Regions from separate parts of the Homo sapiens genome. Here region 1 is linked to region 2. The links are chromatin loops, found by intact Hi-C in ENCODE. Cell type or tissue: adrenal gland. All regions are shown on one strand. Links, peaks and the distances in the headings refer to the core of each region. The heading gives the core; the rest is flanking DNA. Region 1 overlaps COLGALT1 (collagen beta(1-O)galactosyltransferase 1). Region 2 overlaps SLC27A1 (solute carrier family 27 member 1).

Region 1 (2,902 bases), core at 170-2,669, 78 kb after region 2:
GTAGGAGTTCACCATAAAGGGGATTGCAGCAGGAGGTGGTAGTGTGGGCAAAGGCCGGGAGGCTGGAAGGGACGTGAACCTGGGGAACAGGCAAGGTCAGTGATCCCCTGGGGCTGGTATCCAGGGCCAGGGTGGATGGCCTCAGAGACCAGGCTGAGGAAGGGACCTTCCCCCTGAGGACAGTCAGGAGCTATAGAGGACATGAAAACTGAGAGGACAGCAAGTTTTCACTAAAGAACTGCATGTATAGGCCAGGCATGGTGACTCAAACCTGTAATTCCAGCACTTTGGGAGGCCAAAGTAAGAGGATTGCTTGAGCCTAGGAGTTCAAGATCAGCCTGGGCAACATAGTGAGACCCCATCTCTATATTAAAAAAAATTTTGGCCGGGTGCGGTGGCTCATGCCTGTAATCCTAACACTTCGGGAGGACGAGACGGGCGGATCACAAGGTCAAAAGATGGAGACCATACTGACCAACATGGTGAAACCCTGTCTCTACTAAAAATACAAAAAAAATTAGCTGGGTGTGGTAGCGAATGCCTATAGTCCCAGCTACTTGGGAGGCTGAGGCAGGAGAATCACTTGAACCTGGGAGGCGGAGGTTGCAGTGAGCCGAGATCGTGCCACTGCACTTCAGCCTGGCAACAGAGTGAAACTCCGTCTCAAAAAAAAAAATTTTTTTTTAATTAGTCCGACATGGTGGCACATGCCTGTATTCTAGCTACTCAGGAGGCTGAGGTGGGAGAATCCTTTGAGCCCAGGAGTTGGAGGCCGCAGTGAGCCATAATCGTGCCACTGCACTACAGCCTGGGCAATAGAGTAAGTCTGTCTCAAAAATAATAATAATAAAAAATAATTATCCCAGCTCTTTGGGAGGCCAAGGTGGGCGGATCCCTGGAACCCAGTAGTTTGAGAATATCGTGGGCAACATGGTGAAACCTTGTCTTTACCAAAAAAAAATAACAAAAATTAGCCAGGCGTGATGGCACACACCTGTGGTCCCAGCTACTCGGGAGGCTGAGGCGAGAGGATCCCTTGAGCCCAGGAGGTCGAAGCTGCAGTGAGCCAAGATTGCTTCACTGCACTCCAGCCTGGGCAGCAGAGCCAGACCCTGTATCAATAAATAAATAAATAAAACTTTAAAAAAATCCATGAACTATGAAACCAGCAGCCGTCCCTCTAAAACTGGAGGAGCACGCAGGGCTGAGCTGTAATTGAGGTTGTCTAGGGATGATGCTCCCATCTCAGCCATTGCTAATGTGGGCCTCGCCCTGCACTGGGCGCAGAAAGCCCTGCCAAAGCCACTGCCATTCCCACCACTGCGTAGATGGAGACTGGGTGGGAGGGGTGAGGCCTCTGTCCCGGGGCTCAGTTTCCCCAGCCTTACCGATTTCTGAACGAGTCTATCTGCGGCTCCCCCTGGTGGCTCAAGATGGAATAGCACCCTGCCCTTTGTGTTTTGGGGAGACTTTTTTTTTTTTTTTGAGACGGTGTCTCACTTTGTCACCCAGGCTGGAATGCAGTGGCGCATTCTGGGCTCACTTGAAACCTCCGCCTCCTGGGTTCAAGCGATTCCCCTGCCTCAGCCTCCCGAGTAGTTGGGATTACAGGTACCTGCCACCACACCTGGCAAATTTTGTATTTTTAGTAGAGACGGGGTTTCACCATGTTAGCCAGGCTGGCCTCGAACTCCTGTCCTCAGGTGATCCACCTGCCTCGGCCTCCCAGAATGCTGGGATTACAGGCGTGTGTCACTGCGCCTGGCCTGGGGGAGACTTTTGAGTCTTTTTGAGGTGACACCTGGAGACTGCACAATCACTGGGGCAGGCCCCCCACAACACCCAAGAGTGGCATACTTAGGTGTCCAGGTCCCACCCGGCTACAGTTGGGGGTGGTGGGTCTCCATTTATCACCAACTCCCATCAGAAACGGGCCTGAGAAGCGTCTCTGTGGCTACCAGAGTTTTCCCAGTTTAAGTTCTCACATATATTTGTGTTGTCATTTCCTTTTTTTGAGACAGAGTCTCGCTGTTACCCAGGCTGGAATGCAGTGGCAAAATCACAGCTCACTGCAGCCTCAACCTCCTTGACTCAAGCGATCCTTCCACCTCAGCCTCCTAAGTAGCTGAGACCACAGGTGCATGCCACTACCATGCTCAGCTAATTTGTTAATTTAGGTTTTTGGTTTTTTTGGTTTTTATTTTTTTGAGATGGAGTCTTGCACTGTCGCCTGGGCTGGAGTGCAATGGTGCGATCTTGGCTCACTGCAACCTCCGCCTCCCAGGTTCAAGTGATTCTGCCCCACCTTCCCAAGTAGCTGAGTTTAACAGGCGCTTGCCACCACGCCTGGCTAATTTTTTGTATTTTTATTTTTATTATTTTTTGTTTGTTTGTTTTTTTTGAGACGGAGTCTCGCTCTGTCTCCCAGGCTGGAGTGCAGTGGCCCGATCTCGGCTCACTGCAAGCTCCGCTTCCTGGGTTCACGCCATTCTCCTGCCTCAGCCTCCCGAGTAGCTGGGACTACAGGCGCCTGCTACCACATCCGGCTAATTTTTTGTATTTTTATTGGAGATGGGGTTTCACTGTGTTAACCTGGATGGCCTCGATCTCCTGACCTTGTGAGCCACCTGCCTCGGCCTCCCAAAGTGCTGGGATTACAGGCATGAGCCACTGCGCCCAGCTAGTTTTTTGTATTTTTAGTGGGGACAGGGTTTCAGTATGTTGGCCAGGCTGGTCTCGAACTCCTGACCTCATGATCTGCCCACCTCAGCCTCCCAAAGTGCTGGGATTACAGGCATGAACCACTGTGCCCGGCCTTCTTTTTTGCTTTTTTTGGAGATGGAGTCTCTGTCACCCAGGCTGGAGTGCAGTGTCACCATCATAGCTCGCTGCAGCCTTGAAC
Region 2 (2,902 bases), core at 177-2,676:
GAGCCACCGCGCCCAGCCATGTGCCCATTTTTTTTTTTTTTTTGAGATGGAGTCTCGCTCTGTCGCCCAGGCTGGAGTGCAGTGGCGCGATCTCGGCCCACTGCAAGCTCCGCCTCCCGGGTTTACGCCATTCTCCTGCCTCAGCCTCCCGAGTAGCTGGGATTACAGGAGTGTGCCACCACGCCCGGCTAATTTTTTGTATTTTTTAGTAGAGACGGGGTTTCACCATGTTAGCCAGGATGGTCTCGATCTCCTGACCTCGTGATCCACCTGCTTTGGCCTCCCAAAGTGCTGGGATTACAGGCTTGAGCCACCCCGCCTGGCCGTGCCCATTCTTAAGCCAGTCATATTGGCTGAGGAGGGGCTGGGCTGATTGGCCAGGTTCTCTCCTAGAGATGGTGTGGGCTGTACCACACCTAAGGCAGTGGCCCAAGTCTGAGAATGGAGGGAGAGGACCCTCCCCCTTAGGGACCTGCTGTTGGTCAGCAGCCAGTGATCTTGGGTGCACTGCATTTCCTCTCTGGGCCTCAGTGCCTTCATCTCCAAGCTCAGCTCAGAGCATGGCGGTGGTGTCTGCTGATCATATTGGTTTAGTCATCAGCTATTTAGTCAGTACCTTCTCAGGGGCACAGCTGGGGGCACAGGGGATGCCTCTCAGTGACGTTTGAGCTGAGACTGAAGAGTTCAGGCAAATGCATCTGGGGGAAGACTGCTTCAGGCAAAAGGCTAGCATGTGCAAAGTCCCTGAGGAGGCAGAGTGTTCAGCGGAGATGGAGGGAGAGGAGGCAGCAGGGGCGGCAGGGCCAGATCCAGTTGGCCACAGGAAGAAATGTGGGTTTCATCCTGTGTGTGAGCGGGAAGCCCCGAGCACATTTGCAGCTGTTATGATCCATCTGGTGGGTAATCCCTGGCATGCAACTGTTTTATTCCCACTCTGGGGCCGGGATGCCTGGGTTCAAATCAAATTCTGCCACTTCCCAGCTCTGTGATCTCGTTCCAGTTCCTTACCATCTGTGAGCCTCGGTTTCTCCATCTGTAAAGTGGCGGGGGGGGAGTCATTCCGAAGCCCAACTGGAGATGAGAACTCTTAAAGGCACCGTGGGGCACCTGGTGGATGACCCCAGGAAGCTCTTGCGGGGCTTGAGAATGTGTGGCAGGGAGGGAAGATGTCCTGCAGGGGGAGCCCATGAGCAGGTGGCTCCGTGGGCACCTGGGGCTCAGTCCAGACGCAGCGCAGCCTAGTGGGTGCACCTGGGAGTGGTCTGCCCAGGGGTGACGCTCCGGCCAGCCCAGGCTCAGCCAGGGGGCTCTGGGTGACAGTGTAGGCTCCAGGCTGAGGGTTGCCCTGCGGGGTGCCAGCTCTCCTGCTAGTCCTGCCCTGTGTGCCTGCTGAGGCTCAGACAGGGATGTGGTATCTCCAGGAAGCTGCTTGGCAGAATCGAGGGACCACGAAGGGGTGCGGGTAGGGGGAGGAGGAAAGACACTGCATCTGCTTGGATAGAAGTTGCATCCGGCCAGGCACAAGTGGCTCACACCTGGAATCTCACACTTTGGGAGGCTGAGGCAGGAGGATTGCTTGAGGCCAGGAGTTCAAGACCAGCCTGGGCAACAGAGCGAGATCCCCCATCTCTACAAAAAAATCTGTAGTCCCAGCTACTCGGGAGGCTAAGGCTGGAAGATCACTTGAACCCAGGAGTTAGAGGCTGCAGTGAGCTGTGATCATGCCACTGCACTCCAGCCTGGGCGGCACAGGGAGACCCCCAACCAAAAAACAACAAAAAAAGCTGCATCCTAGACCCTTTGCAAGAGACTGAACGAGTCCTAGGAGTCAATGTGGTCCCTAATGGAGTGTGGACGATTCTGCAGCCATCATCATCCTTAGGCTGTTCCGCTCATAGGATTAGCTCCCTGGGTGGGGCGGTCTCGGGGTCTCTCCTCTGATCCGGGCTCCCCACCGCCTGCCGGTCCCATCACCCACTTCCTCACCCCGTCCCCCAGGTGGTTCAGTACATCGGGGAGATCTGCCGCTACCTGCTGAAGCAGCCGGTGCGCGAGGCGGAGAGGCGACACCGCGTGCGCCTGGCGGTGGGGAACGGGCTGCGTCCTGCCATCTGGGAGGAGTTCACGGAGCGCTTCGGCGTACGCCAAATCGGGGAGTTCTACGGCGCCACCGAGTGCAACTGCAGCATTGCCAACATGGACGGCAAGGTGCACACCGGCAGGGCCCCGGGGCAGGTCTCGGAGTTCAGGGAAGACCACTGTCTCCTCTTCCTGGGGCCCCTGGGATACATAAAACAGCCTGGACTGGCGCGGAAGGCTCCGCCAAGGCGCACGCAGGGCGGGGTGTAAGGGGAGTTCCTGGGACTCCCGGTGCACCACCAGAGGGACAATCCTGCAGCCTGCACAGATAGTCATGTGACTGTGGTCCTTGGGTCAGGAGAGTTGGAGGATAGGTATGGCTGTGCGCCCTGGCAAGTGCCTCAGCCTTTCTGAGCCTCAGTTTCTGCGTGTGGAGATTAGCAAGGAGAATAGGGCTCTGTGTACCGTGCTGTTATTTTGTTGTTGTTGTTTGAGACAGAGTCTCGCTCTGTCGCCCAGGCTGGAGTGCAGCCACGTGATCATAGCTCACTGTAGCTTTCAGTTCCTGAGCTCAAGCAATCCTCCTGCCTCAGCCTCCCAAGTAGCAGCAAACAGATACCTTCATAATTAGCAACTACTTACTCTCTTAATCATCTCCATTCTCCGCTTGCATGAATCTCCCTCTCCTTTCCCAAGCCCCTCCCATCCAAGGCCAAGAACAGACCGTAATAATGATCATAAAGCAAATGTCGGCTGGGCACAGTGGCTCACACCTGTAATCCTAACACTTTGGGAGGCTGAGGCAGGAGGATCACTTGAGCCC

The links. Peaks named below come from ENCODE experiments on the same cell type or tissue, not always from the same donor. Only the 100,000 strongest peaks of a DNase experiment are listed, where the experiment ranks them.
Region 1: a loop joins it to region 2, with 2.1 times the contacts of the local background. A loop is called at or near these places in 15 of 110 quality-filtered maps.

What each region holds. Positions count from the first base shown.
Region 1 is chr19:17,572,863-17,575,764 of GRCh38, forward strand. The region is part of intron 6 of COLGALT1 (collagen beta(1-O)galactosyltransferase 1); the gene reads left to right. Among named protein-coding and RNA genes, the nearest start is that of COLGALT1, 19 kb to the left of the region's middle. In adrenal gland, for the core only: a CTCF peak has its summit at 1,424 (motif pointing left); a DNase peak (open chromatin) is centred at 1,339.
Region 2 is chr19:17,495,257-17,498,158 of GRCh38, forward strand. SLC27A1 (solute carrier family 27 member 1) reads left to right here. Exons shown (of 12, transcript NM_198580.3): 7 at 1,999-2,208. All of the region lies in intron 1 of PGLS-DT (PGLS divergent transcript), which reads right to left. Among named protein-coding and RNA genes, the nearest start is that of PGLS, 15 kb to the right of the region's middle. In adrenal gland, for the core only: CTCF peaks have their summits at 1,212 (motif pointing right) and 1,414; a DNase peak (open chromatin) is centred at 1,265; H3K27ac peaks cover 890 bases.